Regions from separate parts of the Homo sapiens genome. Here region 2 is linked to region 1. A link is an interaction called in ENCODE POLR2A ChIA-PET data of the cell type or tissue named here. Cell type or tissue: OCI-LY7. All regions are shown on one strand. Links, peaks and the distances in the headings refer to the core of each region. The heading gives the core; the rest is flanking DNA.

Region 1 (16,468 bases), core at 8,469-16,468:
GCCTCGGCCTCCCAAAGTGGGGGGATTACAGGCGTGAGCCACTGCGCCCGGCCCATTCAATCACAATTCTAATGGAATCTTTTGTTACTTGATAAAATAATTCTACTGTTAATCTGCAATAAAAATCAGACAAGAAAAGCAAGGAAAACTCAAAAAGAGAGGAGAAAGAGGCCAGGGAGTGGTGGATTTTTTTTTTTTTTTTTTTTTTTTTTTTTTTTGAGACACCTCTGCCTCTCAGGCTCAAGTGATTCTCCTGCTTCAGCCTCCCAAGCAGCTGGGATTACAGGCGCACGCCACTACTGCCCGGCTAATTTTTGTATTTTCAGTAGAGACGGGGTTTCACCATGTTGGCCAGGTTGGTCTTGAACTCCAGACCTCAAATGATCCACCCACCTCAGCCTCCCAAAGTGCTGGGATTACAGGCGTGAGCCACCACACCCGGCCTCAATGAAATCTTCAGCAGCCATTAAAATCAGTGTTGTCAAAGAAAATGTAGTAACATGGAGAAAGTCTTATGACATGCCATTAAGAGACACACATTACAAATTTTACACACAGAATGACCTCAACTATGTGGAAAAATTGTATTTTCCAAATGTTCTGTATAAGCGTGTTTATATTACACGTAAAATATTTTTTAAAATACATATAAAACCTGTTACCTTGGCCGGGCACGGTGGCTCACGCCTGTAATCCCACCACTTTGGCAGGCTGAGGCAGGCAGATCACCTGAGGTCAGGAGTTCAAGACCAGCTTGGCCATGGTGAAACCCCGTCTCTACTAAAAATACAAAAAATTAGCCAGGCATGGTGGTGTGTGCCTGTAATCACAGCTACTTGGGAGGCTGATGCAGGAGAATCACTTGAACCCGGGAGGCGGAGGTTGCAGTGAGCCGAGATCGCGCTATTGCACTCCAGCCTGGGCAACGAGTGAAACTCTGTCTCAAAAAAATAAAATAAAAATAAATAAACCTGTTACCTCTCCCTGATCTTTGTGCTTATGTCCTTTCTTTTGAAGGTCTAGCCAAGGCCTCCCTCCTTCTCTATAGGCTTGTGTAGCTATCCAGTCTTCAGCAATCATTCTTGCCTCATAACATGATAGTCCTAGCCAGGCTAATATTTATTTATTTATTTATTTTTGTGAGATGGAGTCTCACTCTGTCACCCAGGCTGGAGTGCAGTGGCACAATCACGTCTCACTGCAAGCTCCACCTCCCGGGTTCAAGCAATTCTCTGCCTCAGCCTCCCAAGTAGCTGGGATTGCAGGTGACCGCCACCATGCCTGGCTAATTTTTGTATTTTTAGTTGAGACGGGATTTCACCATCTTGGCTAGGCTGGTCTTGAACTCCTGACCTCGTGGTCCACCTACCTCGGCCTCCCAAAGTGCTGGGATTATAGGCATGAGCCACCATACCCTGCCCAGGCTAATATTAATTAAGCTCTACCACATGCCAGGCACTTTAAATATATTATCTCAAAAGGCTGGGCGCAGTGGGTCATACCTGTAATCCCAGCACTTTGGGAGGCCAAGGTCAGCAGATCACTTGATGTCAGGAGTTCAAGAACAGCTTGGCCAATATAGTAAAACCCCATCTCTACTAAAAACACAAAAAAATTAGCTGAGCCTGGTGGTGCACTTATAATTGTAGTTACTTGGGAGGCTGAGGCAGGAGAATCGCTTGAACCCAGGAGGCGGAGGTTGCGGTGAGCCAAGATAGCGCCATTGAACTCCAGCCTGGGCAACAAGAGCGAAACTCCTTCTCAAAAAAAAAAAAAAAGAAAAAAAAGGAAACAAATATTTTAAAATTTTCTCAGCCCGTTGCAGTGGCTTACCCTTGTGATCCTAACACTTTTGGGAGGCAGAGGTGGGAGGACTGCTTGAGCCCAGGAGCTCCAGACTAACCTGAGCAACAGAGTGAGACCACGTCTCTGCAAAACAAAACAAAACAAAAACCCAGCATGGTGGCACGTGCCTGTAGTCCTAGCTACTAGGGAGGCTGTGGTGGGAGGATCCTTTGAGCCAAGGAGGTTGAGGCTGCAGCTGCACTCCAGCCTGGTTGACAGAGTAAGACCCTGTCTCCCAGAAAAAGAAAACAAACAAGCAAAAAAACTGGGCAAAGGACATGAACAGACACTTCTCTAAAGAAGACATAGATGTTGCCAACAAATATATGGAAAAAATGTTCAATATTACTAATCATTAGAGAAAGGCAAATCAAAACCGCAATAAGATACCATCTCACACCAGTCAGAATGGCTATTATTAAAAAGTCATGCCGGGCGCAGTGGCTCACACCTGTAATCCCAGCACTTTGGGAGGCCGAGACGGGTGGATCACGAGGTCAGATCGAGACCATCCTGGCTAACACAGTGAAACCCTGCCTCTACTAAAAATACAAAAAATTAGCCGGGCGCAGTGGCGGGTACCTGTAGTCCCAGCTACTCGGGAGGCTGAGGCAGGAGAATGGCGTGAACCCGGTAGGTGGAGCTTGCAGTGAGCAGAGATCGTGCCACTGCACTATAGCCTGGGCGACAGAGCAAAACTCTGTCTCAAAAAAAAAAAAAAATGAAAATTAAAAAGTCATGGCTGGGCTGGGCACGGTGGCTCATGCCTGTAATCTCAGCACTTTGGGAGGCCAAGACGGGTGGATCACCTGAGGTCAGGAGTTCGAGACCAGCCTGACCGACATGGTGAAACCCCGTCTCTACTAAAGATACAAAAAAATTAGCCGGGCGTGGTGGCAGGCGCCTGTAATCCCAGCTACTCGGGAGGCTGAGGCAGGAGAATCGCTTGAACCCAGGGGGTGGAGGTTGCAGTGAGCCGAGATCATGCCGCTGTATTCCAGCCTGGGTGACAGAGCAAGACTCCGTCTCAAAAAAAAAAAAAAAAAAGAAAGAAAGAAAGAAAAATAAATTAATGTGAGAATAGAAAACAAAACACCGCTAGTTCTCACTTATAAGTGAGAGCTAAACATTGAGCACACACGGACATAAAGATGGAAATAGACACTGGGGACTGCTAGAAGGGGAAGGGAGGGAGGTACTATGCTCACTAACTGGGTGACGGGATCATTCATACACTAACCCTCAGTGACACACAGTTTACTCATGTAACAAACTTGCACACGTACCCCCTGAGCCTAAAATGAAAGTTGGAAAAAAAAAAAACTGTAGCATTACTTCTGCTTGTTTTCAGCCTGCTGGCCTGCCCTACAGATTTTAGACTTGCCAGCTCCCATAATCACATGAGCCAATGAGCCAATTCTTTAAAATAAATCATATATAGATCTTTTTTTTTTTTTTTTTTTGAGACACAGTCTGACTCTGTTGCCCAGTCTGGAGTGCAGTGGTGTGATCTCGGCTCACTGCAACCTCTGCCTCTAGGATTCAAGCAATTCTCCTGCCTCAGCCTCCCAAGTAGCTGGGACTATAGGCGCGAGCCACCATGCCCGGCTAATTTTTGTATTTTTAGTAGAGACAGGGTTTCGCCATGTTGGCCAGGATGGTCTCAAACTCCTGACCTCAGGTGATCCACCTGCCTCGGCCTCCCAAAGTGCTGGGATTACAGGCATAAGCTACAGCGCCCAGCCAACCTTACTCTTTAGATAACCCTTTTCTAAATCCTAGGCAGGTCATTTGCTGTTGGTTACACACTATTTAGCCAGGCTTGGTAAATTTAGGACTCTCCAAACTTCAGTTGTTTTTTCCTGAGACCAGAAGTTAGCCACTTTGGCTGGACCTCAGCAACTCAAAAACAAACCATCTTTTAGAGTAAATTATTTCTACACATTGTTTAGTCCATTGTAAATTCACTCGTATTTTTGCTGTCTCAAGGGATAAGGAAGCCTGCTAGTTCCTTTAACAAAACCTAGTCCAGGTCCTTCAAGATGGATCATATGGAGAGATTCTTTTTTTTTTCTTTTCGAAAGAGAGTCTTGCTTTGTCGCCCAGGATGGAGTGTAGTGGCCCCATCTCACCTCGCCTTACTGCAGCCTCCACCTCCCAGGTTCAAGCTATTATAATGCCTCAGCCTCCCAATTACAGGTGCGCACCACCACACCTGGCTAATTTTGTATTTTTCAGTAGAGACCTGGTTTCACCATGTTGGCCAGGCTCGTCTCAAACTCCTCACCTCAAGTGATCCGCCTGCCTCAGCCTCCCCTCCAAAAATTGCCGGGATTACAGGCGTAAGCCACCGCGCCCAGCCAATATGGAGAGATTCTTTATAGGGTGAGGGGCACCCTTCTCCTTTGGAGATGCCAAAGTTGGCCCTTAGGGGGCGCTGGGTCTCCTGTTTGTGGTGGCCGAGGAAGAATGCAGTCACTCCCCAGGACACCTCCATATTCACCTTTCACTGAAAATATTCAGGGAACAGATTTTGTTTATCCAAGAGTCCCAGAGTTGATCCTGTTCCAAGTTCTGAAGGTGATTTCCTTTGCCTCTCATTACAAGGGAAGAATCTATAAGACTTACCAGATGTGGTAAGAGGCAAGTAAAGAGAGGTTCGACTGTGAAAGAACGAAGGGAGGCAGTAAATGCAAATCTTTTCTAAGCAGTGTGAGGGAAAGAGAGCAGCTAAGGTCCAAGATGCTAACCCTCAACTGTCACTTTCTTTTTTTTTGAGAAGGAGTCTCGCTCTGTTGCCAGGCCTGGAGTGCAGTGGCGCGATCTCGGCTCACTGCAACCTCTGCCTCCCAGATTCAAGTGATTCTCCTGCCTCAGCCTCCCGAGTAGCTGGGACTACAGGTGTGCACCACCACGCCTGGCTAATTTTTGTATTTTTAGTAGAGACGAGGTTTTGCCATGTTGGCCAGGATGGTCCCAATCTCTTGACCTCGTGATCCACCTGCCTCAGCCTCCCAAAGTGCTGGGATTACAGGCGTGAGCCATGGCGCCCGGCCCCTCAGCTGTCACTTTCATGCAGACCCTTCTACTTGTCCTCCAAAGCTCCTTCCCATATTTGCCACAATAGAGAGCAGCATGTATGAAGGGCACCTCCAACAAGTCTTCCACCTCCAGTCAATGTGCAGAATGAATGCACCAAGAGAAACAGCTGTAGTGCTCCCTCAGGCCGCAGTGGACATGATTTTTGTTCCTTTTCCCCTACGAAGGAACTGTTTTGAAAGTTTTTTTTTCCACCAGACTACATTCATAAGCTCAATCAGTAGTTTATTTTTTTCTGGTCGGGCGCAGTGGCTCATGCCTGTAATCCCAGCACTTTGAGAGGCCGAGGACAGGCGTGTCACCTGAAGTCAGGAGTTCGAAACCAGCCTGGCCAACGTGGCAATACCCTGTCTCTACTAAAAATACAAAAATTAGCTGTATGTGGTGGCACGCGCCTGTAATCCCAGTTACTCGGGAGGCTGAGGCAAGAGAATCGCTTGAACCTGGGAGGCGGAGGTTGCAGTGAGCCGAGAACATGCCACTGCTCCCAGCCTGGGCAAGAGTCAGACTCTGTCTCCAAAAAAAAAAAAAAAGTTTATTTTTCCCATAAAATAACTAATATACTGATTTACTGTAATACCAGCAGAAAGCAAAGGCACCTGAGCAAGATATATGTGCAATGACATCCAATGAAGCATTTTTGTAACAGGGCAAGAGGGAAACAACCTTAATATCGTGAAGGGAAGGGTTAAATGATAATACAGCCATACTCTAATAATAATATTAGCCACATTTTTAAAACTTTTTCTTTATTGATTTGATTTTTAGAGACAAAGGTCTTGCTCTGTCACCTGGGCTGGAGTACCTTGGCACAATCATAGTTCACTGCAGCCTCTAACTACTAGGCTCAGCCTCCTGAGTAGCTAGGGCTATCAGAGCACCACCATGCCCAGCTAATATTAGCTAATATTTATGTACATATGGTTGCATATTTATAGAAACAGATCTGACACACAGTGATCTACACACCAAATCACTCTGGTTACTCTGGGGAGGTAGATTGGAGTAACAGGGTATTTGTGTGGGGGGTGTCTGAGGGTGCATGGTTCAATCTTTTACTTTTTACTGTATATAATTCTGTTCTGAGTATTTTTACAAAGCATGTGCTCTAGTTGTTTTTGTTTGTTTGTTTGTTTTTTAAGATGGAGTTTCGCTCTTGTTGCGCAGGCTGGAGTGCAATGGCGCGATCTCGGCTCACCGCAACTTCTGCCTCCTGGGTTCAAGCGATTCTCCTGCCTCAGCCTCCCTAGTAGCTGGGATTACAGGCATGTGCCACCACACCCGGCTAATTTTGTATTTTCAGTAGAGACGGGGTTTCTCCATGTTGCTCAGGCTGGTCTCAAACTCCCAACCTCAGGTGATCCACCCACCTCGGCCTCCCAAAGTGCTGGGATTACAGGCGTGAGCCACCACGCCCAGCCTGCATGTGCTCTAGTTTTAAGCCAATGAAGTTTTTTAAAAAATAGTTTGGGCCGGGCGCAGTGGCTCACACCTGTAATCCCACCACTTTGGTAGGCTGAGGCGGGCGGATCACGAGGTCAGGCGATCGAGACCATCCTGGCTAACACGGTGAAACCCCGTCTCTACTAAAAATACAAAAAATTAGCCGGGCGTGGTGGTGGGCGCCTATAGTCCCAGCTACTTGGGAGATTGAGACAGGAGAAGGGCATGAACCCAGGAGGCGGAGGTTGCAGTGAACTGAGATCGGGCCACTGCCCTCCAGCCCAGGTGACAGAGCAAGACTCCGTCTCAAAAAAAAAAAAAAAAAAAAAGTTTGTGCAGGGCCGGGCGCGGTGGTGGCTCACGCCTGTTATCCTAGCACTTTGGGAGGCTGAGGCAGGTGGATCACCTGAAGTCGGGAGTTCGAGACCAGCCTGACCAACATGGAGAAACCTCATCTCTAATAAAAATACAAAATTAGCTGGGCGTGGTGGCGCATGCTGTAATCCTAGCTACTTGGGAGGCTGAGGCAGGAGAATCACTTGAACCTAGGAGGCAGAGATTGCAATAAACCAAGATTGCGCCATTGCACGATCCAGCCTGGGCAACAAGAGCGAAACTCCATCTCAAAAAAAAAAAAAAAAAAAAGTGTGTGGAGAACTGTCGCAAGCAAATGTTCCATTTTCTTTTCTTTTTTTTTTTTTTGAGACAGAGTCTCACTCTGTAGCCCAAGCTAGAGTGAAGTGGCACGATCTTGGCTCACTGCAACCTCCGCCTCCCGGGGCTCAAGCAATTCTCGTGCCTCAGCCTCCTGAGTAGCTGGGACTACAGGCACGCATCACCACACCCAGCTAATTTTTTTATTTTAGTAGAGATGGGGTTTCACCATGTTGCCCAGGGTGGTCTCTAACTCCCGAGCTCAGGCAATCTGCCCACCTCCGCCTCCCAAAATGCTGGGATTACAGGCATGAGCCACTGTGCCCAGCCCATTTTCTTTAGGCTTTTTAAGAATACAAGAAATAGCTCACTCTCCATCCCCATGCCATTTAGAGAGCCAGGGTGAGGACCACTGCCTTGGAAGCCATTTCTCAGGCAGTCGAAATTGAAATGTTTCTCAAACCCCAGCTCTCCAGATTCTCGATTGAAGCTATAGGATATTTGTTTCAAATTTTGTTCACTTGAAATGAAAGCTCTCCTTGGTACATGATTTGCCCATTCTTAACTCTGTGCCTTCCCATAGTGCTTCTTTCCTTTTCTCTGTCTTCGCTGCTTTTTCCATAACTCTATTCCTTTTTCTTTTTTTTGAGACAGAATCTTGCTGTCACTCAGGCTGTAATACAGTGACATGATCATAGCTCACTGTAACCTCAACCTCCCAGACTCAAGCAGTCCTCCCACCTTAGCCTCCTGAGTAGCTGGAAATGTAGGCACATGCCACTATGCACAGCTAATTAAAAAAAATTTTTTTGGCCAGGTGCAGTGGCTCATGCCTGTAATCCCAGCACTTTGGGAGGCCGAGGCGGGCGGATCACAAGGTCAGGAGTTCGAGACCAGCAAGGCCAATATGGTGAAACCCTGTCTCTACTAAAAATACAAAAATTAGCCAGGCGTGGTGGTGGGTGCCTGTAGTCCCAACTACTCAGGAGACTGAGGCAGGAGAATCACTTGAACCCAGGAGGCAGAGATTGCAGTGAGCCGAGATTGCGCCACTGCACTCCAGCCTGGGCGACAGAGCGAGACTCCGTCTCAAAAAAAAAAAAAAAAAAAAAAAAAAAAAAGAGAAAAAAAAGTTGAGTCAAAGACATTAATTGTCTTGTAAATAAATCCACACCATCACCCCAAGACAATTTCCTTGGAAAGTGGTTTCAGAAACTGAGTAGGCTCTTCTAAATAAAGGTAGAGGCCTTCTGTTTCTGTCCACAGTCCCCTATTTTGACACCAGCCAGGACTCTGCCTTGTTCTAAGCTAAGTAGACTGTTGAACTTGGTTCCTCAGGGGGAATCTCCTCCAAACCTCTGCTTTTAGAGAAAAATGTAGCTCTCAAACCACACCAAGGGAACCAGGAACACAAGTGGCTTGTGTCCTTTCCTATAACTGAGCTGGCCACTGGCTGCCTTTTTTTTTTTTTTTTTTTTTTTTGAGACAAGGTCTCACTCTGTCACCCAGGCTGAGTGCAGTGGTGCCATCATGGCTCACTGCAGCCTTGACCTCCTGGGTTCAAGTGATCCTCCTGCCTCAGCCTCCTGAGAAATTGGCACTACAGGCACATACCATCACGCTTGCTAATTAAAAAAATTTTTTTCAGCTGGGTGTGGTTGCTCATGCCTGTAATCCCAGCACTTTGGGAGGCCAAGGTGGGCGGATCACTTGAGGTCAGGAGTTTGAGACCAACCTGACCAACATAGTAAAACCCTGTCTCTACTAAAATACAAACATTAGCTGGCCATGGTGGTGCATGCCTGTTAATTCCAGCTACTAGGGAGGCTGATACACAAGAATTGCTTGAGCCTGGGAGGCGGAGGCTGCAGTGAGCTGAGATCACACCACTGCACTCCAGCCTGGCAACAAAGTAAGACTCTGTCTAAAAAAAAAAAAAAAAAATTTTTTTTCACAGAGACAGGGGTCTTGCTACGTTGCCCAGGCTGGTCTCGAACAGCTGGGCTCAAGTGATCCTCTTGCCTTGGCCTCCCAAAGTGCTGGAATTACAGGTGTGAGTCACTGCTCCCAGCCTCAGCTGCTTTATTATAACTCCCACACTGATACCCATAGTGAGAAAATAGTTCCCTACCTGCCTGAGTATCTAGCACTCCTCTGGAGATTATAGTTCTTCAAGAGCAAGCCCAAATTTAATCCACTGTACTCTTCCAAAATGAAGGCTCTAAGACTTGATGTAGGCAAGCTGGCATGTCTACTTCTTACTCTTTGCATAAGCATCATGTATCTGTTTCTATTTGGATCCACTCAGTTCCCCGCTCCTTACCCATATAGCCTTCAATGTTCTTTTTCAATCTTTGCCCAAGGAAAATGACTAAAATCCTAAGATATAATATCATAACTTTATTCAGGAGATAATCAAATACAATACAGGGCTGACACTGACACACAGCTATGCATAAAAATTATATAAATCTCCTTGCTAGATTTTCCAGAAGAGGCCCAGTCATAAAAAATAAAGAGAAACCAGGAGAGTGCCTAAATGACTGCAGTGTTTCAAGCGTAAGCATTTCCACACTCCCTTGTACTGAAGGCAGCCCCAGGTGAAGGTGGTCCCACTAGCAGGAAGATTAGGAGGCAGCAGCTATGCAGAAGCCATGTCTCCTGGCCCTGCCAGAGCTCAACGGTAGACCTTGCTGAACTCCTGGAGGGCCCACCGCTTGTTCTCTGTTGCCTGCTTGAGTACGGTGTACTCTTTCACCAGCCTGTCAAACTCCTCCCCAAGGACCTCATAGGAGTTCAGGACCTGTCTTGAGTTCTCCATGTCCTGCTCCTGTAGGTGAATGGCTCCCTCCAAACGGTCCCTAAGAGCCCGGGCAGAGAAGGCACAATATAAGGGTGCTGCTCCTCAGAAAGTAGTGGACAAAAATGAAAAACTTTTTTTTTTTTTTTTTTGTCAGATGGAGTCTCGCTCTGTCACCTAGGCTGGAGTGCAGTGGTATGATCTTGGCTCACTGCAGCCTCTGCTTCCTGGGTTCAAGCAATTCTCCTGCCTCAGCCTCCCGAGTAGCTGGGATTACAGGCACATGCCACCATGCCCAGCTAATTTTTGTATTTTTTAGTAGAGACAGGGTTTCACCATATTGGCCAGGCTGGTCTCAAACTCCTGACTCAAGCGAGCTGCCCACCTCGGCCTCCCAAAGTGCTGGGATTACAGGTGTGAGCCACTGTGCCCAGCCAAAAATGGCAACATCTTTAAATAAACGAGTTTAGGGAATGTGAGAACCACCTGTGAACAGCTGTACCAGACTCTTAGGAGTTCTCACCTAATCAGACGATGAACTTCCACTTTCTCAACAGTGTAAGTGTCGGACAAAATCTTTAGCTCCTCCATCCTGACAGAGGGAAGAAAGAAATGTCAAGGCAGGAAGGTCCCTGATAGCAGCAGGGTTGGGAATGGACGTAGTACCTGCCGACGGTCAAGGTGTGGGCTAAGCACTGATAGGATAAACAAGGTCACTCTGAATTCCCGAGCAATTGATCTCACAGTAAAGTGCCTATTTCAGAAGACTGTAAAAGAAAAGTCTCAAGGATGTTGAAAGCTTTTGGGTAATCCAAAAGCTAATACTGCTATGTGACATTTACTGGATACCCACAAGGCGCTAGGATAAGGGAGAGGAAAGAGATTAGGGTAAGGGATAGAGGGCTGATAACGTGAGACAGAATCCCTTAAGATCCACAGGGGTCACAGCTCACCTCAGCTTAAGGATCATAGCACCGCACTTGACTTCCAGGTACTGGGCATTGATGCGGTCTAGCTCGGATTGAGTCTTCAGCCGGTGTTCTTGAAGAAGCCTCTGCAGCAAAGTGAGGCAGCGGAGAAGCACCTGAGCCCAAGATGGAGGAAGAAGAGGGCATAAATAAAGATAGTAGAAAGGAGGGTAGATCAGGAATCTTTGTCTTCCCCAAAAGTGCTCCTGGGGTCAGGATAAAGGAAAGGGGCTGTCCCATGCCCTGATAAACCTGGGAGTAAGCAGCACTCTTCTTCTCCAGCAGCAACATCTGCTCCTTCTGCTGGCTCTTGGCATCCTGGCACTGCTGCTGCTCACCCACCAGGACCTCTGCGAGTTTCCACACCTTTGCTGCCTTCACGGTTTCACTGTCAGCATCTGAGCAAAGGGGCAGAGGACTGACAGGAAAACCCTAATCGCTACAATCCCTGTAAAGCAACCTTCCAGTGCCCCTATCCTGTATCTAGACCCACAAATCCTGCCTTATGACAGGTTTTCTTCTAATAATCTATTAAAAATGGCCCCATTCTGGGCTGAGCATGGTGGCTTACGCCTGCAATCCTAGCACTTTGGGAGGCCAAGGCAGGAGGATTGCTTGAGCCCAAGAGTTCAAGACCGGCTTGGGCAACATAGTGAGACTCTGTCTCTATAAAAAAAATTCTAAAATATTAGTTAGGCATACTATGCGCCTGTAGTGCCAGCTACTTGAGAGGCTGAGGTGAGAGGATCACTTGAGCCCAGAAGGTCGAGGCTGCAGTGAGGTGTGATTGTACCACTGCACTCCAGTCTGGGTGACAGAGTTTTTAAAAAAAAAAAAGCGGGGGGGGGGAGGGCATCTGGTTCTCATAATTATTAAATAAATTATCTTCACTCTTACCTTTGATTCCGGATTTGGACCTTAATTCTTTTTATTTTTTTGAGACGGAGTCTCTCACTGTCACCTCGGCCGGAGTGCAGTGGCGCGATCTCAGCTCACTGCAACCTCCACCTCCCAGGTTCAACCAATTCTCCTGCCTCAGCCTCCCAAGTAGCTGGGATTACAGGCACCCGCCACTACACCCAGCTAATTTTTTGTATTTTTAGTAGAGACGGGGTTTCACTATATTGGCCAGGTTGGTCTCGAACGCCTGACCTCATGATCCACCTGCCTCGGCCTCCCAAAGTGATGGTATTACAGGCGTAAGCCACCGCGCCCGGCCCGGACCTTAATTCTTAAGTCATAGAAATGGTTTAAGGAGACCAAGTGTGGTAGCTCATGCCTGTAATCCCAGCACTTTGGGAGGCCAAGGCGGGCAGATCACCTGAGGTCAGGAGTTTGAGACCATCCTGGCCAACATGGTGAAAACCTGTCTCTACTAAAAATACAAAAAAATTAGCTGGGCAGGGTGGCAGGCGCCTGTAATCCCAGCTACTTGGGAGGCTGAGGCAGGAGAATTGCTTGAACCTCGGAGGCGAAGGTTGCAGTGAGCTGAGATCACGCCATTGCACTCCAGCCTGGGCGACAAGAATGAAACTCCGTCTCAAAAAAAAAAAAAAAAGAAATGGTTTAGGGAGGAAAGTTCAGACTCAGGTGTTAAGCTTTATTATTTTCGTAAAAATGATACACATTCAGGGCCAGGCACAGTGGCTCACGCCTGTAATCCCAGCACTTTGGGAGGCCAAGGTGGGTAGATCATGAGGTCAGGAGACTGAGACCATCCTGGCTAACACGGTGAAACCCCGTCTCTACTAAAAATACAAAAAATTAGCCAGGCGTGGTGGCGGGCACCTGTAGTCCCAGCTACTCGGGAGGCTGAGGCAGGAGAATGGCGTGAACCTAGGAGGTGGAGTTTGCAGTGAGGTGAGACTGCGCCACTGCACTCCAGCCTGGGGGACAGAGCGAGACTTCGTCTCAAAAAAAAAAAAAAAAAAAAAAGAGATACACATTCATTCAGGGTGGTCAGACTCAAATAAGAAAATCATTACACAGAAGCAAGTAAAAGCTGAAATATGAATACTACGTCTAGAAACACATTATTATAAACAGCTTGACATAAATGGTATTATACCCTCCAAGCTTATACAGAGAGTATAAGGTGTTCTATGAGTCTGAACTTTCCTCCCTAAACCATTCTGAACCTCCTGAGAGAACTCATCCTTCCCTGCAGCAGGAGGACACTCCCACTCAGTATCTTGCTGAATAAAAAGAGTCCTTACAAAGGTCCTTGTTTTGGCCGGGTGTGGTGGCTCACACCTGTAATCCCAGCACTTTGGGATGCCGAGGCAGGCGGATCACCTGAGGTTGGGAGTTCCAGACCAGCCTAATCAACATGGAGAAACCCCATCTCTACTAAAAATACAAAATTAGCCGAGCGGGGTGGCGCATGCCTGTAATCCCAGCTACTCGGGAGGCTGAGGCAGGAGAATCACTTGAATCTAGGAGGAGGAGCTTGCGGTGAACAGAAATGGCGCCATTGCACTCTAGCCTGGGCAACAGGAGCAAAACGCCATCTCAAAAAAAAAAAAAAACAAAAAAACAAAAAGTCCTTGTTTTTATTCTACCAGCAACAAAACAAATAAGCATCTCTGATGGTTCTAAACCTCTGTCCCAAATCTAAAATCAAAATATATTATTCTCAAAAGAGCAGACCAGGAACCCTGAAGTCCAGCTGTGAGCAGAACAGACAGCTAGCACTCACCTGAATTGGGATCATAGTAGCAGAGCAGAGTGAAACATTTCTTTTTGAGCTGCTCCTCTACTTCTTGCTGTAGCCGAGCCCTCATCCACACAAAATCCTACAGTCATAGAAGTAAAGGCAGAAATGCGAATAGACTGTAAAAACTAGGACGTCTCAGCCAATGAATACATGATGATAACCTCAATAATAGCCAAAGAAAATGCATCAAGAGACATCAGAGAGACTCATTTTTCACCTATCAAATTAGCGAAGAATAAAATGACTGTCAAGACCCCATGTTGGTGAGAACATGGGGGATCCAGGAGCCCTGAAAATACCTTTCTGGATAGCAGTTTGGCATTAGGTACCAATATTCTGTATGAGTATGCACTGACTCAGGAATCCCACTTTTAGCACCAGCATTACAGAAATAATCATACAAAGGTAAAGACACATATGAACCAGCATGTTCATCTCCCTGTGGTTTCTAACAGCAAAAATGTGGAAACAACCTTAATATCCACCAATAAGGTTAAGCAAATTATTCTACATCCATATAATAGAATCCTAGCAGAGATTTAAACTGATGACATAACACTAAGCACTATGTGCCTAGATACTTTGCTAACAGTGCTATAGAAGCTATCATCTTATTTACATTTATGTATTGACTTGAAAAGAAATCCAAAATATATTACATGAAAATAGACTGTACTTTTCTTTTTTTGAGACAGGGTCTCACTCTGTGCCCAGGCTGGAGTACAGTGGCATGATCACAGCTCACTACAGCCTTGACCTCCCACCCTCAAGTCATCCTCCTGCCTCTGTCTCCCGAGTAGCTGGGACTACAGGTGTGCACCACCAAACCTGGCTTTTGTTTTGTTTTTTTTTTGGTAGAGACGAGGTCTCACTATGTTGCCCAGGCTGGTCTTGAACTCCTGAACTCAAGTGATCCTCCCACCTCAGCCTCCCAAAGTGCTACGATTATAGGCGGAAGTCACTACACTCGGCCTTATACTCTCTATATAAGCATGAAGGGTATAATACCATTTATGTCAAGCTGTTTATAATAATATTGTGCTTCTAGATGCAGTATTTCAGCTTTTACTTGCTCCTGTGTAACGTTTTTCTTATTTGAGTCTGACCACCCTGAATGTGTATCATTTTTACAAAAACAATAAAGCTTGACAAAAAAAACATTTTAAAGATATGGGAGAAATTAAACCATTTCATTTATTTGGTTCCAATATCTCCCCGCCAACCTCTGAGAGTGGCATGAGTTCCAGAAGGTCCGCTTTCTCCAGCCCCAGCAGTGGAGGTATCTCCCTCTCCTGGCTAGGACCTAAGAGCCGCATCAGTTCAGTTACAAGCAGCCGCTGTTCAAGGGTCTCATGAAACTGAGAGAGAGAGAATAAAAAACAAAAAGAGGCAACTATAAAACTTCTCCCACTCCACCTCTTCCATCCTTATGAACCAGTTTTTCACATATTTTCAAAGTCCTCAAATATATCATCCCCCCTCAGATAACTCAGCTGCGAGTGACTTCTGTCAATGTTTCTATTACAAACTCTGATAACACATCCACTCCTTCCCCATAACTACAGTCCATTTCTCTTTTGACAAACCATTTCTCAAAGCTCCTACTTCCCCTAGATCACATCATCAGACAAAGCCACAGTTGGCCTGGTCATTCCTGTAACTGGTAACCAACCCCACCTCATTTCTTTCACCTCACTTTTTTTTGAGACTGAGTTTCGCTCTGTCACCCAGGCTGGAGTGCTGTGGCGCAATCTCGGCTCACTGCAATCTCCGCCTCCCAGGTTCAAGCGATTCTGCTGCCTCAGCCTCCCGAGTAGCTGGGATTACAGGCGTGTGCCACTGCACCTGGTTAATTTTTGTATTTTTAGTAGAGACGGGGTCTTACCATGTTGGCCAGGCTGGTCTCAAACTCTTGACCTCAAGTGATCAGCCTGCCTGGGGCTCCCAAAGTGCTGGGATTACAGGTGTTAGCCACCACGCCCAGCCTTTGCCTCACCTTTTTGTCCTCAGAAGTTACATTTGTGTCTTGTATCTTCACATAGTAGTCCACAAGCAACTCTTGAATGACTCTGTGTAAAATCTCAGACCTCAACCATGTTGTCTTATGCAGTCGAACTTCCTTCCATGCCTAGAAATCCAAAAAATCTCAGGTAGGAACCTCTCTCTCAGGATTTTCCCTTCTTCTTATCTCTTCTCCCAAAGCCCTTACCTGAGCCTGCTCCTTTGCTAGGGTGAGGCTTAAGCCACTCTCATCCACATGCTGTGAGAGATTCAGGAGAAGCTTGCTGAAGTATGGGTTCTGTAACAGGTCCTCTTTACTCAGGTTACAAGGAGGAAGTTGTTTGCTGCACACTTAACATCATGTCCCCACAGGTACAAAAAAACAAAAAAGGTGTGGACTCTTACTTTACATAACTGAGCATAACTTAATACTTCCAAAAAACCCCTAGGATTTTTATAGGAAAGATTGCTAAATCTAATGAGATTTTTTAAAAATCCACAAATAAACAAGGGTAATATTCAAGGTAACAAGCATTTATATTATATACAAGGATATTAAGGGGGAATAAGTAATAAACTAAGATCTTAGGAAACGGAAATGCAGTTGGTACATATTAGACAAATAGAATAAAAATTAAGGGACCGTTAGTAGGAATCACAATACACAAAATGCCTCATTCATCCAAAATTAATAGAGTTCTTGAAGTAGGGGGAAAGAAACACAACACGTGAAGTTCCAACTTTGGATGTGATATGTAGTCGCATAAACAAGACTAACAGAATACACTTAGAGTAAGTTAAACGTTCAACTAACCAATTTTTTTTTTTTCTTTTTGAGACAGGGTCTCACTCTGTCACCCAGGCTGGAGTGCAGTGGCACAATCACAGCTCACTGCAGCCTTAACCTCCCCAGATCAAGCGATCCTTCCACCTCCTGAGGAG
Region 2 (14,043 bases), core at 4,363-12,362, 150 kb before region 1:
AATCAATGCTACTAGAAGTCAGAATAGTGATTTCCCTTTGTGTGGGGTGGAGAGGCAGGGACTGGGAAGAGCATAAGAAGGGCTCAAGGGTGCTAGTTACACATGTGCTCAACTAGTGACAATTCATTAAGCCATAAACTTATGAGATTGCACTGTTCCTTCTGTATATTATATTTGAATAAAAAAATTAAAATTGAACCAAAAAGTGAGGTTAGCAGAGTATGGCTTGTTCTTAGTGAATTCATACACGTTACTAATGATTTCCCACCCTTCTGCTCGTACTTCACTAACCAGATTTAACTTACAAGCCTAGAATTTGGGCAAGAATCCACCTTAAGTTATCACTTCAGAGTGCTGCTCATCCACCTCCGGTGGAAAGCTGGGCTATCACTTGTGGTAGGTAGACTAATGGCCCCCCAAAGATGTCCACCCCCTAATCCCTGGAACCTGTGAGCCATGTTATATTGCATGGCAAGGGAGAATTAAAGTTGCAGATAGAGGCCAGGCGCAGTGGCTCATGCCTGTAATCCCAGCACTTTAGGAGGCCAAGGCGGGCAGATCACCTGAGGTCAGGAATTCTAACCAACATGAGTCAGCCTAACCAACACGGTGAAACCCCGTCTCTACTAAAAATACAAAAAATAGCTGGGTGTGGTGGTGGGTGCCTATAATCCCAGCTACTCAGGAGGCTGAGGCAGGAGAATTGCTTGAACCCAGGAGGCGGAGGTTGCAGTGAGCCAAGATCACACCACTGCACTTCAGCCTGGGCAACAGAGCAAGACTCTGGCTCAAAAAAAAAAAAAAAAAAGAAAAAAGTTGCAGACAGAATGAAGATTGCTAATCAAGTGACAAAACAGGGAAATCATTCTGTATTCTCTGGGTGGGCCCAATGTAATCACAAAAGTTCTTAAAGATGAAAGAGGGAGGCAGAAAGGTCAATGTCAGAGTAGTACAATATGAGAAAGACTCTCCCAGTTACTGCTGACTTTGAAAATGGAAGGGTCCATGAGACTCTAGAAGCTGGGAAAGGCAAGAAGATGGATCCTCTCCTTAAGCCTCCAGAAAGAAACACAGTGCTACTTCATATTAGCCCAGTGAGACCCATTTCAGACTTCTGACCTCCAGAATTATGAGATGATAAATTTGTGTTGTTTTCAGCCACTCAATTGGTGGTAACTTGTTAGAGAAGCAATAGAAAACTCATATGTTGGCTGGGCACAGTGGCTCGCTCCTGTAATTCCAGCACTTTGGGAGGCCAGGGTGGGCTGATCCCTTGAGCTCAGGAGTTTGAAACCAGCCTGGGCAACATAGAGAAACCCTGATTCTACAAAAAATACAAAAATTAGCTGGGCCTGGTGGCGTGCACCTGTAGTCTCAACTACTCAGGAGGCTAAGGTGGGAGAATTGCTTGAGCCTGGGGAGGTCAAGGCTGCAGTGATCCTTGATTGCACCACTGCATTCCAGCCTGGGTGACAGAGCAAGACTGTCTCAAAAAAAAAAAAAAAAAAAAAAAAAAAACCTAACTGCAGGCAGAAAACTGGAAGTAGCACTGGGTGGTACTATTCATTACATTTGTTGAAAAATGGAGAAAGGGGAAGTGAAACCCTTGACAGCTCACTGGATCTTGGTGTACTGAAATTTCCCTCTCACTGCAATCAAAAGAATCTAAATGTGACCTTATGCAAAGAAGGCAGGCATCCCTTATGATAGCAGATCCTCAAACAAGTATGTACCTCTCTCTTTAATGTACTACATGAATCCCAGCTCTTCTAGCAAATCATCATTTTTGAACAAAGTATACTCTTTCATTATCATATTCTAATCAAATATCGCTGATGCCTATGAAATTGTTTCCTCCTTTCAGTAAAAGGTCAAATACGGGCCGGGCACAGTGGCTCATGCCTGTAATCCCAGCACTTTGGGAGGCGGAGGCAGACGAATCACGAGTTCAAGAGATTGAGACCATCCTGGCCAACATGGTGAAACCCCGTCTCTACTAAAAATACAAAAATTAGCTGGGTGTGGTGGTGTGCGCCTGTAGTCCCAGCTACTGGGGAGGCTGAGGCAGGAGAATCACTTGAGCCCAGGAGGCGGAGGTTGCAGTGAGCTAAGATCGCGCCACTGCACTCCAGCCTGGTGACAGAGCGAGACTCCGTCTCACAAAAAAAAAAAAAAAAGGTCAAATACGTTTATTAGCCTTACTTGTAATATTTGTAGATAAGAGTTCAAAAGCATCATTTCTGATCTTCCATCCCATTTTCTCCAAATGCGTTACTGAGCAACTCCTCTCTGCCTTTATTCTCTGCTATGTAGTCTCCAAAATACCCAGATTTATACTTTTATCTAGGCATTTTTCTCCTTGCCTCTAAAATTTCCATTCTAAAGCCTTATTATACACATCTCTCCCAATCCCTATAAACCTCCTCTATCCCTTACCAGGAGTTTATCTTTCTGGTATCTTAGAATCTTAGAATTTACGGTTAGGAACTCTGTTCTGTGTTCTTTTTTCTTTCACATACACAGCCTTCAGCTGACAAAGAGACGAAAATTCCACCTGCCACTCAGTTTGCTACTTTAAACTTCACGTCACCAGTGAGACATCTCAGCTATCTTCTGACTGGTGACATCATTCATCCCACAGCAATTAGCAGAAGGATAGCAGTCCCTAGGCTTAATTGGTGTGAGCAAGCTCTTGGTCACATGTTGCTCAGAAAAACTGCACATTTCTAGGTTAGGCTGGGTCTGTGTATAGTCAGATGCACACTATTCCTGGGGGAAGGCCAAACCCCACAACTGGCATACTCAGGCCTGCTAATACCCTGGTGTCTCCAAAATACTCTACCACTGCTGTTTCCTCAGAAGGTCCAGATATAAGCTCTCTGGAAACGCCTCATATCTGTTACCTAAACCCAGAGATTTCAAGTCTCTTCTTCCTTTTCTTTGCTGCATCCCCATTTGTTTTGTCTAATGTTGGTTTGGGAAAATCTCTACACCTTTTTTTTTTTTTTTTTAATTGAGATGGAGTCTCGCTCTGTCGCCCAGGCTGGAGTGCAGTGGCGCCATCTCGGCTCACTGCAAGCTCCGCCTCCTGGGTTCACGCCATTCTCCTGCCTCAGCCTCCCGAGTAGCTGGGACTACGGGCGTCCGCCACCACGTCCGGCTAATTTTTTTGTACTCTTAGTACAGACGGGGTTTCACCATGTTAGCCAGGATGGTCTCAATTTCCTGACCCCGTGATCCACCCGCCTTGGCCTCCCAAAGTGCTGGGATTACAGGCTTGAGCCACCGCGCCCGGCCTGGAAACTCTCTACACCTTGAAATCACAATTTCACCCTGGCTTCTTTGATACATTATTTCTTCCACTCTCCCTAGGTGCTGTTATTTCTCTCAGATAGCAGATGGCCTTCAAATTATTTTACCTTTCAGACTACAGAAACCTTTTACTCCAGGTGCAGTGGCTCATGCCTATAATCCCAGCACTTTGGAAGGCCAAGACGTGAGGATCACTTGAGGCCAGGAGTTGGAGACCAGCCTGGGCAGCATAGCAAGACCCTTTCTCTACAAAAAAATTACAAATTAGCTGGACTTGGTGGTGCACACTGATGGTCCTAGCTACTTGGAAGGCTGAGGTGGGAAGGTCACTTGAGTGCAGGATTGAGCCCATAACCATGCTACTGCACACCAGCCTGGGCAACAAAGCAAGACTTCGTCTCAGAAAATAAAATAACATTTTTGACCAGGCGTGGTGGTGGCTCACACCTGTAATCCCAGCATTTTGGGAAGCCGAAGTGGGCGGATCACCTGAGGTCAAGCGTTCATGACCAGCCTGACCAACATGGCAAAACCCCGTCTCTACTAAAAATACAAAAATTAGCCAGCCGTGGTGGCGCACGCCTGTAATCCTAGCTACCTGGGAGTCTGAGAGAGGAGAATCATTTTGAACCCAGGAGGCGGAGGTTGCAGTGAGCCGAGATTGCACCACTGCACTCCAGCCTGGATGATAGTGTGAGGCCCCGTCTCAAAGAAAGAAAGAGAGAGAGAGAGAGAGAGAGAGAGAGAAAGGAAAAGAAAAGAAAAATATCTTTTTTTTTTTTTTAAAGACAGAGTCTCGCTCTGTCGCCCAGGCTGGAGTGCAGTGGTGCGATCTTGGCTCACTGCAACCTCCGCCTCCCGGGTTCATGCCGTTCTCCTGCCTCAGCCTCCCAAGTAGCTGAGACTACAGGCGCCCGCCACCAAGCCCAGCTAATTTTTTGTATTCTTTAGTAGAGACAGGGTTTCACCGTGTTAGCCAGGATGGTCTCGATCTCCTGACCTCGTAATCCGCCCGCCTCGGCTTCCCAAAGTGCTGGGATTACAGGCGTAAACCACCACGCCCAGCCAATTAAAATAAAAATTTTAAAGAAACAACCAATTCGCTTACTCAGGTGTCATGGGTGAGAGCCTCTGTAATTGCAAAATTTTGACTGAGACAGTGAAAGAGATCTAACTTAACTGACTCCATCTTGCTTCTAACCTCCAAGCTGCCTTTATTCATTCCCAGGCATAGGCTGAACTAACTTTGGGAGAAACTTAGTTTATAATTTAGACAAAGAGGATAACAGCCCTTTCCCAAAGCAGACCTCCTTCTTGCCTGGGGACTAGATTGCCTTTGTAGGACTAACATTAGCCACAAGATTAGAAATTATGGTTTAGGGCTGGGCACGGTGGCTCATGCCTGTAATCCCAGCACTTTGGGAGCCATAGGAGGGCGGATCACCTGAGGTCAGGAGTTCAAGACCAGCCTGGGCAACATGGTGAAAACCTGTCTCTACTAAAAATAAAAAATAAAATTAGCTGGGTGTGGTGGCGTGCACCTGTAACCCCAGCTACTAGGGAGGCTGAGGCAGGAGAATTACTTCAACTCGGGAGGTGGAGGTGGCAGTGAGCCAATATCACACCACTGCACTCCAGCCTGGGTGACAGAGCAAGACTCCATCTCGAAAAAAAAAAAGAAATTATGGTTTAGGAGTCACGCAGCTGGAAGCTACAAGATTCTGACCTTCCCTAAACTGCTCCTAAGATCAGTGCTTGAGGTATTTTGTAGACCCTGCTCTTGGTGGATCAGCTGGCCCCCACCCAGATCAATAAACTGGCTTAGCTGATCTTGTGGCCCCCACCCAGGAACTGACTGAGAGCAAGAAGACAGCTCTGATTCCCTGTGATTTCATCTCTAACTAATCAGCACTCCTGGCTCACTGGCTTCCCCTGACCCACCAAGTTATCCTTAAAAACTCTGCTCCCAGAATGTTCGGGGAGACTGATTTGAGTAATAATAAAACTCCGGTCTCCCGCACAGCCGGCTCTGTGTGAATTACTCATTATTGCAATATCCCTGTCTTGAAGAATTGGCTCTGTCTAGGCAGTGGGCAAGGTGAACCCCTTGGGCAGTTACACCTCTGGCAAGAAGACACACCAAATGCAATCCCTGTGGGTCACTGGATCAGAGTCCTCCCGCTCTCCTTCCTGGAACTCAGTCAGCACTTTGGTCCCTGTGGCTCTGACCACTCTGAGGGAGCAAGCAGGCAGTTTGTACCAGGAGGGTCTTATAGTAACAACCCCGTGAGTCCCTTCTCCAAGCCGTGTAAATCCAATCCTTATTGGTTTGCTTAGCTAGGGGTCAGTTCAAGTCCTCAGGTACCAGATCTCAAGCCTGAGTGAGCATCAGTACCACCTGAGGAATTTGTCGACCCACAACTTCAGGGCCCCACACCCCAGAGGTTCTGATGCAGGAGACCTGAGACAGTTTCGCAGGCTAATCTGAGGATCTGCTTCTCTGGGTGTGTTTCCTTAGGTAATCACCTACGGAAATAACCACACACAGAGCAGCTGTATCAGAACAGTCGCAACCCTTTGCTAACTCAAGGCTCCTCTATCCTGGCTGCAAACTAGCATCACTTGACGAGCTTTAACAGTCCAGTGCTCAGGCCCCACCCAGACCAATGAAGTCAGAAATTCTGGGGTGGAACCCAGGCATCGGCATGTTTTTAAAACTCCCCAGGTGACTCTGAAGCATGGTGACAATTGAGAACGGCTTTTCCCACCTCTAGTGACACAAGACCCTCATCAATTCTCCTCAAAAGCAATTTTTCTGCTTCCTTAATTCTCGTTCTCCAAGCCAATTCTCATCTCATTCTTCTCCCCAGTGGTTCAGATTTATGTAGTCAGGGAGTGGGAGTGATGAGTATTGTTTTCTTTCTTTCTTTTTTTTTTTTTTTTTTTTTTGAGACAGCGTCTCACTCTGTTGCCCATGCTGGAATGCAGTGGCACAATCTTGGCTCACTGCAGCTTGGACCAAATGGGCTTAAACAATCCTCCCACCTCAGCCACCTGAGTAGCTGGGACTACAGGCATGCACCACCATGCCCAATTAATTTTTTTTTTTTTTTTTTGTAGAGACCAAGTTCTCCAGACTGGTCTCCTGAGCTTAAGCCATCCTCCTACCTCAGTCTCCCAAAATGCTAGGATTACAGGTGTGAGCCACCGTGCCCAATCTGAGTATTGCTTGCTTGCTTTCTTTCTTTCTTTCTTTCTTTCTTTCTTTCTTTCTTTCTTTCTTTCTTTCTTTCTTTTCTATTCTTTTCTTTTCTTTTCTTTTCTTTTCTTTTCTTTTTTAATTGAGACAGAGTCTCACTCTGTCGCCCAGGCTGGAGTGCAGTGGTGCAATCTCGGCTCACTGCAAGCTCCGCCTCCCGGGTTCACACCATTCTCCTGCCTCAGCCTCCCGAGTAGCTGGGACCACAGGCGCCTGCCACCACACCCAGCTAATTTTTTGTATTTTTAGTAGAGACGGGTTTCACCATGTTAGCCAGGATGGTCTCAATCTCCTGACCTTGTGATCTGCCCGCCTCGGCCTCCCAAAGTGCTGGGATTACAGGCGTGAGCCACCGTGCCCGGCCTTGTTTTCTTAATTCTCCAGATGATTCCAATCCACAGCCAGAGTTAGGACCCACTGCTGCCCAGCATCTTCCGCAACCTCCTCTAGGCTACCTGCCCAGCTTCTTCTGAGGCAGAGAGAAAAAGAAAGGAACATAGAAACATAGAACATAGAAAGGAAGAGAGCAAGGATGAGCCCCCAAAGGGACTTGATGATCAAAGCAGCATAAAGGTCTACCCCTTCACTGCTGGTCAAGAGTTTGTTCCAAAGTTCACAACAAACCCACACTAGAACCCAAGGCTCTGATGAAAGCCTATTTCTTGAGGTGAATATGGGCCAGAAAAGGTAAGTTTCTTCACCTCCACCCTCAGATGGCTCTTGGGAAAAGCCCTCTGAAAAAGGCAACTAGCTTCCAAGTAGAAGGTTCAAAGGGCAAAAGTCCGTTGGGGGGCCCAGCATCTGACTGTTCCACCTCATTAGCCACAAGTACATGAGATCAGTCATTCTGGTACCAGGAGAAGCTGCACGAGGACACCTGGCCAAAGCTCTCAGACACACAGAGATCCAAAGTCCTTCACAGCCCACAGCGGCTCTGGCAGACTCAGGGTAAGCTGTCTGCCCCCTTCCCACAGCAACCCTCAGCCCCCACCAGCACCCTGAAAGGCAAAAGCACGAAATACCCTTCTCAGCCAAGTTGAACCTGGAATCATATCTTCTGTTCATTCATCCAGCCAACATTTATTGAAGAACCCACTACATGCAATTCACTGTGGCCACATGTGTATGACACGAAGAATCTTTGCCTGATCCCTGAAGAACAGTACTCTGTAAACAAAGAGCCCTGAACTGCCAGGTACTGCTGACTCACTGGTACAGGGGACATACTGAAGGCATAGATGGTAAAAATGTCCTGGTAGTGTCCTGAATGGCAAAACAACTAGGTCTCAGTGTGGGCAAGTGTAGGTAAGGCAAGAACAGTCATGTCCACCTGTGAACAGTGGGCCAAAACACCTTGGCTCTGAGGAAAGGACAGTCGGGTGGAGCTGGACTTCTGGACACCTATCCTCTTGCTGAGAGGAAAGTTCCACCTCTCTTGCAAAACAGAAAGAAAAGGCTCAGCCCTCCTTTCTGATCCCTGAGCTATTGTGAAGTAAAATGTAAACTGCTTTTAAGTCATCCAAAGACAGCATGCGGAAGGTAAAGCTTTTAGAAATCAATAAGATGCATATGATATGAATATAACTTGCAGTAATAGATACTATTTTTAACTGACAACTGTGTGCCAGGTCACTATGTACTTACACCTATCTTCTAATTTAATCTGACAGAGAGTAAGTTTTATTATCTTTATTTTACACTTGAGAAAACTGAGGTCAGGCAGTGACTAGCTCCAAAGCCTACATCCATTCCACCACACCACATACCTCCCTAACTGTATGCAAGAATGTGAGACGGGGAGTGGGATTATCTCCCCCTGTGGTAATGGAGATGCCTAGAACTTCAGAGCACTGGGGCAGTCCACGAATTTCTCCAAGAAGTCAGAATAAGCAGCTTCAGGAGGTGCCATCTGCACACCTCTCTGTTTGGGAAAAGCAACCATTTCTACTACCCTAGACAGGACAGTGAGGCTCCTTCAAAACTCAGAATTCCTTCACTCACTCACTCATTCATTCATTCATTAAGCTTATATTGAGTACCCACTGTGTTCCAGGCCCTGTGCAGGCTCTGAGATTAAGATCCAGTCTCCAGCCTTCACTCAAAAGTGGACATTGACAATTACAAGAATCAGTTGCTATGAAAGTCACTGAGAGGCAACCTATCTACCCACACGTCACTGGAGGAGTGAATGGGGTGCAGGCAAGCACCAGGATCACTGTTATCTGGACTGAGTGCATGGAGGCTGCTGCTGGGGTGGGGGAGGGGAAGCAATATTCCTGACAGAGAGGGCAAAACGTTATTACCCTGACAATGAAATCAGCAATGAATGAAGTCAACCACCCGTATAAAAAAACCTACTTAAGCAATAACCAGTAAATGATTTCAAGGTCTATTAGTAATACCAGACTATCTAGGGCTGTAGTTCAACAGCTCTAAAGGTAGACTATGCCTGCCAAAAGACTGCAAACAACTGGCAGGAGCAGAGACTCTGTGTTTGCTCTTTGGAAACTGTCATGATTTGAATAGAAAAAGATGAAAATATGGTACAAATATAGATCACATTTCTATGAGGTAGGGACCCCATTTTATAGAAGAGAGAACTGAGGGCTGGGCACGGTGGCTCATGCCTGTAATCCCAGCAATTTGAGAGGCCGAGGAAGGTAGATCACCTGAGGTCAGGAGTTTCAGACTAGCCTGGCCAACATGGTGAAACCCCATCTCTACTAAAAATACAAAAAATTAGCCGGGCATAGTGGTGGGCACCTGTAATCCCAGCTACTCGGGAGGCTGAGGCAGGAGAATCGCTTGAACCCAGGAGGCGGAGGTTGCAGTAAACTGAGATTACGCCACTGCACTCCAGACTGGGCAACAAGAGTGAAACTCTGTCAAAAAAAAAGAAGAAGAAGAAGGAGAAGGAGGAAAAGGAGAAGGAGAAGGAGAACAAGAGGAAACTGAGGCTAATAAATTTGACCTAGCATTGATTGAATCCTGCCTGATTCCACGCTGTTCACCACCATGCACCAGTGCCTTCCAAAGGGATAAGGGTATCCCCTACACTGTTCAAGAAAAAGAAGTCTGACTCAGGGCACCCAATCATTACAGCCATGGAGAAGGCATCATTGTAGGGTAGAGATATTTCATCCAACTTTTCCAGAAACATACCTCAACCAACCTAAGGCAGGCTTAACTCTTTTTCATAAAATCGTCCCTCAACCTTGGTCCTTTCCTCTAACAATCACCCTCCATGCTTTCAGAATCATTCATCTGAAGAGCATGTCTACATTCCTTCCCGTTCCTGGGTCTCTACAATGCAGTCTGAGATGTTGCAACTCCTTCCTCTTTCACCCTGCAAAAGTTTTCCTTTGACCCTCTGAGTTGCCAATTCCAAATGACATTTTATTCCTTATTTTAAACTTAATAGCTCCTCCAGAAAGGCTATTTTTGAGTGTAAACCTGCCACCTCTGGTATGCTGCCCTTGCTCTGTGCTCTCACCTCCCCAATTAACTACACTGCATTAGAACAGTGTACATATGTCTCTCCCACCCACGAGAGCTGTGTGAGGGCAGAGAGTGGATAACAGTTATCCTTGTACCCATGGGCATAGTCCTGAACTAGACACACAGTAACACTTAATACATTTTGCTGGGTGAATAAATGATATTTCTGAAACCTGATTTCACCCTCACTGCCCTGAAATTTCATTGCCTTAGGAGAAAGCCCACATGAAAAGCCACCAGTGACCTTCATATCAATAAATCCAATCAACTATACTCAATCTTTACCTAGCTTGACCTCTTAGCAGATTGGACACAGGTAGTCATTCATTCCTTCTCAATTCACTCCCTTCCACTCACCATCTTCCAGGTTTCCACCTATCTCTCTAGATGCTCCTTCTCCATCTTTTCACAAAATACCTATCCCTCAAATGTGGGTATTCCTCAGAATGCTTCTAAGCCCCTTTGTCCTCCCTTTCTACATCTTGTCCCAAGGTCATCTCATCTGTTCCTGTGGTTTCTTTTTCTTTTTATTTTTTTCTTTCTTTTTTTTTTTTTTTTTTTTTTTTGAGACAGAATCTTGCTCTGTCACCCAAGATGGAGTGCAGTGGAGCTGTCTCGGCTCACTGCAACCTCTTCCTCCAGGGTTCAAGCGATTCTCCTGCCTCAGCCTCCAGAGTAGCTGGGACTACAGGTGCACACCACCATGCCCGGCTAGTTTTTGTATTTTTAGTAGAGACAGGGTTTCGCCATGTTGGCCAGGCTGGTCTCGAACTCCTGGCCTCAAGTGATCAGCCCACCTCAGCCTCCCAAAGTGTTGGGATTACAGGTGTGAGCCACCGCCCTGGCCTGTTCCTATGGTTTCAATAACCATATATACAATGATGACTCCCAAAAGTATATCATCAGCCCAACTGTCATGATTCTAGATATATATGAATATTCAACCACCTACTGGACATTACCAGGCACATCAAACTCAACATGTCCAAAACTGATTCCATCAATTTCTCCCAAACCTACTGCACCTTCGGTGTTCCCCATACAAGTAACTGGCGTCACCATCCACCCATTTATGCAAGCCAAAGACCTGGGCATGTTATTGTCATCAACAACTTCCACTCATATCTACTCATAGTCCAAGTCTTAAGTCTCCCTGTCCCCAAAACATGACTCTAGTCCAAGCCACCATCATTTCTCACTAGGATCATAGCAGCAGCTTCCCACCTGTCTCCCAGCTTTCAATCCTACATAGAAAAACTAATCTTTCTTAAACTCACAAATTCTAAAATCTAAATCACAAATGCCACTCTTCTGCTTTTAAAGGCCTTAAGAGTTTTCTCATTGCCTTAGAAGACAGCCCACCAAACTCCTTAATATAGTTGGTGCAATAGATTGGAGTTTTCCAATATGCCTCAACGTCTCCCATCCCATATTCCTTTCTTACAATGTGACTTTGACACTCTACCCATCAAGAGGCAGGGTCTGTACCCCTCTTCTCGAAACTGGATGGTCTTCTGTGAATGCCTCTACCTATAGAGTATGACAGAATTGACACCATGCAACTTCAGAGACTAGGTCATAAAAGGCAATGCAACTTCCACTTTGGGTGCTACAACACTCATTCTGGACGCTTTCAGCTGCCTGCATAAGCAGTCTGACTGCCCACGAGTCACCACGCTGTGAGAAAGCTCAACACAGTCCATACGGAAAGACCACATGGAAAGACTGACACAATTTGATAAAGAAGGCCGGGTGCGGTGGCTCACACCCGTAATCCTAACACTTTGTTTGGGAGGCCGAGGCGGGTAGATCACCTGAGGTCAGGAGTTCAAGACTAACCTGGCCAACACGGTGAAACCCCGTCTCTACTAAAAATATAAAAATTAGCCGGGCGTGGTGGGGCACGCCTGTAATCCCAGCTACTCAGGAGGCTGAGGAAGGAGAATTGCTTGAATCTGAGAGGTGGAGGTTGCAGTGAGCCGAGATCGCGCCACTGCACTCCAACCTGCACAACCGGAGCAAGACTCCACCTCAAAAAAAGAAAAAAAAGAAGCCCAGATTGTCTGCAACTTCCTCAGCAACCGTTTTTCCAGCTCCTGTCACCATCTGCTGCAACCACATGAGGGACCCTGACCTAGAACTGTCCCACTAAGCCCTTCCCAAATTTCTAAGCCACAGAAATCATAAAAAAAATGACTACTGTTTTAAGACACTACGTTTTAGACTATTTGTTATAGCACAATAATAACTAGCACAGCTTATAAAGCTTTGAACAACCTATGCCTTGACTCTATTTACCTCTGCAAGCCAACTCTCAACCTTTTCTTCCTGAAATTCAACACTGCAGCCCACCCTGAACTCCTTTCAGTGCCTGAAAGGAGCACTTCTGGCATTTAGGTTTTCATACATTCTGTTCTTGCTGCTTGGAACACTCCTCTTCTACTCTTGATTAATTCTTCTTCGCCATTCAGGTATCAGCTCAAACTTCTACAGGAATGGTTTCTAAATGCCTAGGTTAGGACTGGTCTCCTCCTGTGCCTTGTTCTACCTTGCAAATCACAACACCATCACAATCCATTAAAACCCTGTATCAGAGGCCAGGCACGGTGGCTCACGCCTGTAATCCCAGCACTTTGGGAGGCCGAGGCAGGCGGATCATGAGGTCAAGAGATCAAGACCATCCTGGCCAACATGGTGAAACCCCGTCTAAAAAATACAAAAATTAGCTGAGCATGGTGGTGCATGCCTGTAGTCCCAGCTACTCAGGAGGAGACAGGAGAATCTCTTGAACCTGGGAAGCAGAGGTTGCAGTGAGCTGAGATTGCGCCACTGCACTCCAGCCTGGTGACAGAGCGAGACTCCGTCTCAAAAAAACAAAACAAAACAAAAATCCCTGTATTGGGTTGCCCATCCTGACCCCGGCATGCACCCATGCATGCGGTCACACACACCCACGCACACACATAAAGTGCTCCAAAAAGACAATGACAGTGCAGGGAACGTGGCAACCTCTTCGCAAATACTTGTTGAATGTTTAATCTCCAACCCTATCTCTTTCCTAAATTCCAAAGAGCATATCTGCCTACTATGCTAAAAATAAATTCCAAATTCAACATGCCCCCATCCTCCTCCTCACAGTAAATGATATCACTGCCTACAAATTGTCTAAACCAGAAACATCATCTCTTCATTCAAAGACTATTTATTGAGGGCCGGGCACGGTAGGTGGCTCACGCCTGCAATCCCAGCACTTTGGGAGGCCGAGGCAGGCAGATCACTTGAGTTCAGGAGTTCGAGACCAGCCTGGCCAACATGGTGAAACCCCATCTGTACTAAAAATACAAAAATTAGCAGGGCGGGGTGACATGCACCTGTAGTCCCAGCTACTCAGGACACTGAGGCAGGAGAATCCCTTGAACCCGGGAGGCAGAGGTTGCAGTGAGCCAAGATCCTGCTACTGTACTCCAGCCTGGGCGACAGAGCAAGACTCTGTCTCAAAACAACAACAACAACAACCAAACAAACAAACAAAAAAAATATTTATCAAGCTTCTCTGTTTCCTTGCTGGGGATACAGTGGATTATAGATAGGCACAGCTCTTCTGGCACAAAACTTACAAGATGGTAGATGTTTTCCTTGACACTTCCCTCTCCCTTATACTTGACATCTTAATAGGTCTCATTGGTTGTATTGATTATACCTTCTAAATTGTGCTCAGATCTATCCTTCCTTGTCCACCCCAACTGCCATCACCGTAGTTCAGGTTTTTGTCATTTCCTGCCTGGATTGCTACAAGAGCTTCCTAATAGTGTCTCTGCCTCCAGCCTTGTCCCCTAAGTTCCACCCCAGCTATATCACTCCCCTGTTTAAAGTCCTTTAATGGTTCCTCATATGCTTTGAATAAATTCTAAAACCCTACAAAGATATACCTTGTGTTCTAGCCCCTTGCCCATCTTGGTCCCCTCATATCCCAC

The links. ChIA-PET counts read pairs that join two places held together with the same protein. Peaks named below come from ENCODE experiments on the same cell type or tissue, not always from the same donor. Only the 100,000 strongest peaks of a DNase experiment are listed, where the experiment ranks them.
Region 2: POLR2A ChIA-PET joins it to region 1 with 20 read pairs; 3 of 35 experiments call an interaction of 5 or more read pairs at or near these places.

The regions. Positions count from the first base shown.
Region 1 is chr14:22,936,807-22,953,274 of GRCh38, forward strand. HAUS4 (HAUS augmin like complex subunit 4) reads right to left here. Exons shown (of 10, transcript NM_001166269.2): 3 at 15,735-15,877; 4 at 15,522-15,653; 5 at 14,749-14,883; 6 at 13,508-13,604; 7 at 11,062-11,207; 8 at 10,795-10,925; 9 at 10,365-10,433; 10 at 9,422-9,902. The coding sequence ends at 9,719. All of the region lies in intron 2 of PRMT5-DT (PRMT5 divergent transcript), which reads left to right. Among named protein-coding and RNA genes, the nearest start is that of MIR4707, 12 kb to the right of the region's middle. In OCI-LY7, for the core only: no CTCF peak of the experiment used is centred there; no DNase peak of the experiment used is centred there.
Region 2 is chr14:22,788,838-22,802,880 of GRCh38, forward strand. All of the region lies in intron 2 of SLC7A7 (solute carrier family 7 member 7), which reads right to left. Among named protein-coding and RNA genes, the nearest start is that of SLC7A7, 20 kb to the right of the region's middle. RefSeq lists an enhancer at 7,677-7,746. In OCI-LY7, for the core only: no CTCF peak of the experiment used is centred there; DNase peaks (open chromatin) are centred at 5,904 and 7,424; H3K4me3 peaks cover 4,330 bases; H3K27ac peaks cover 6,555 bases.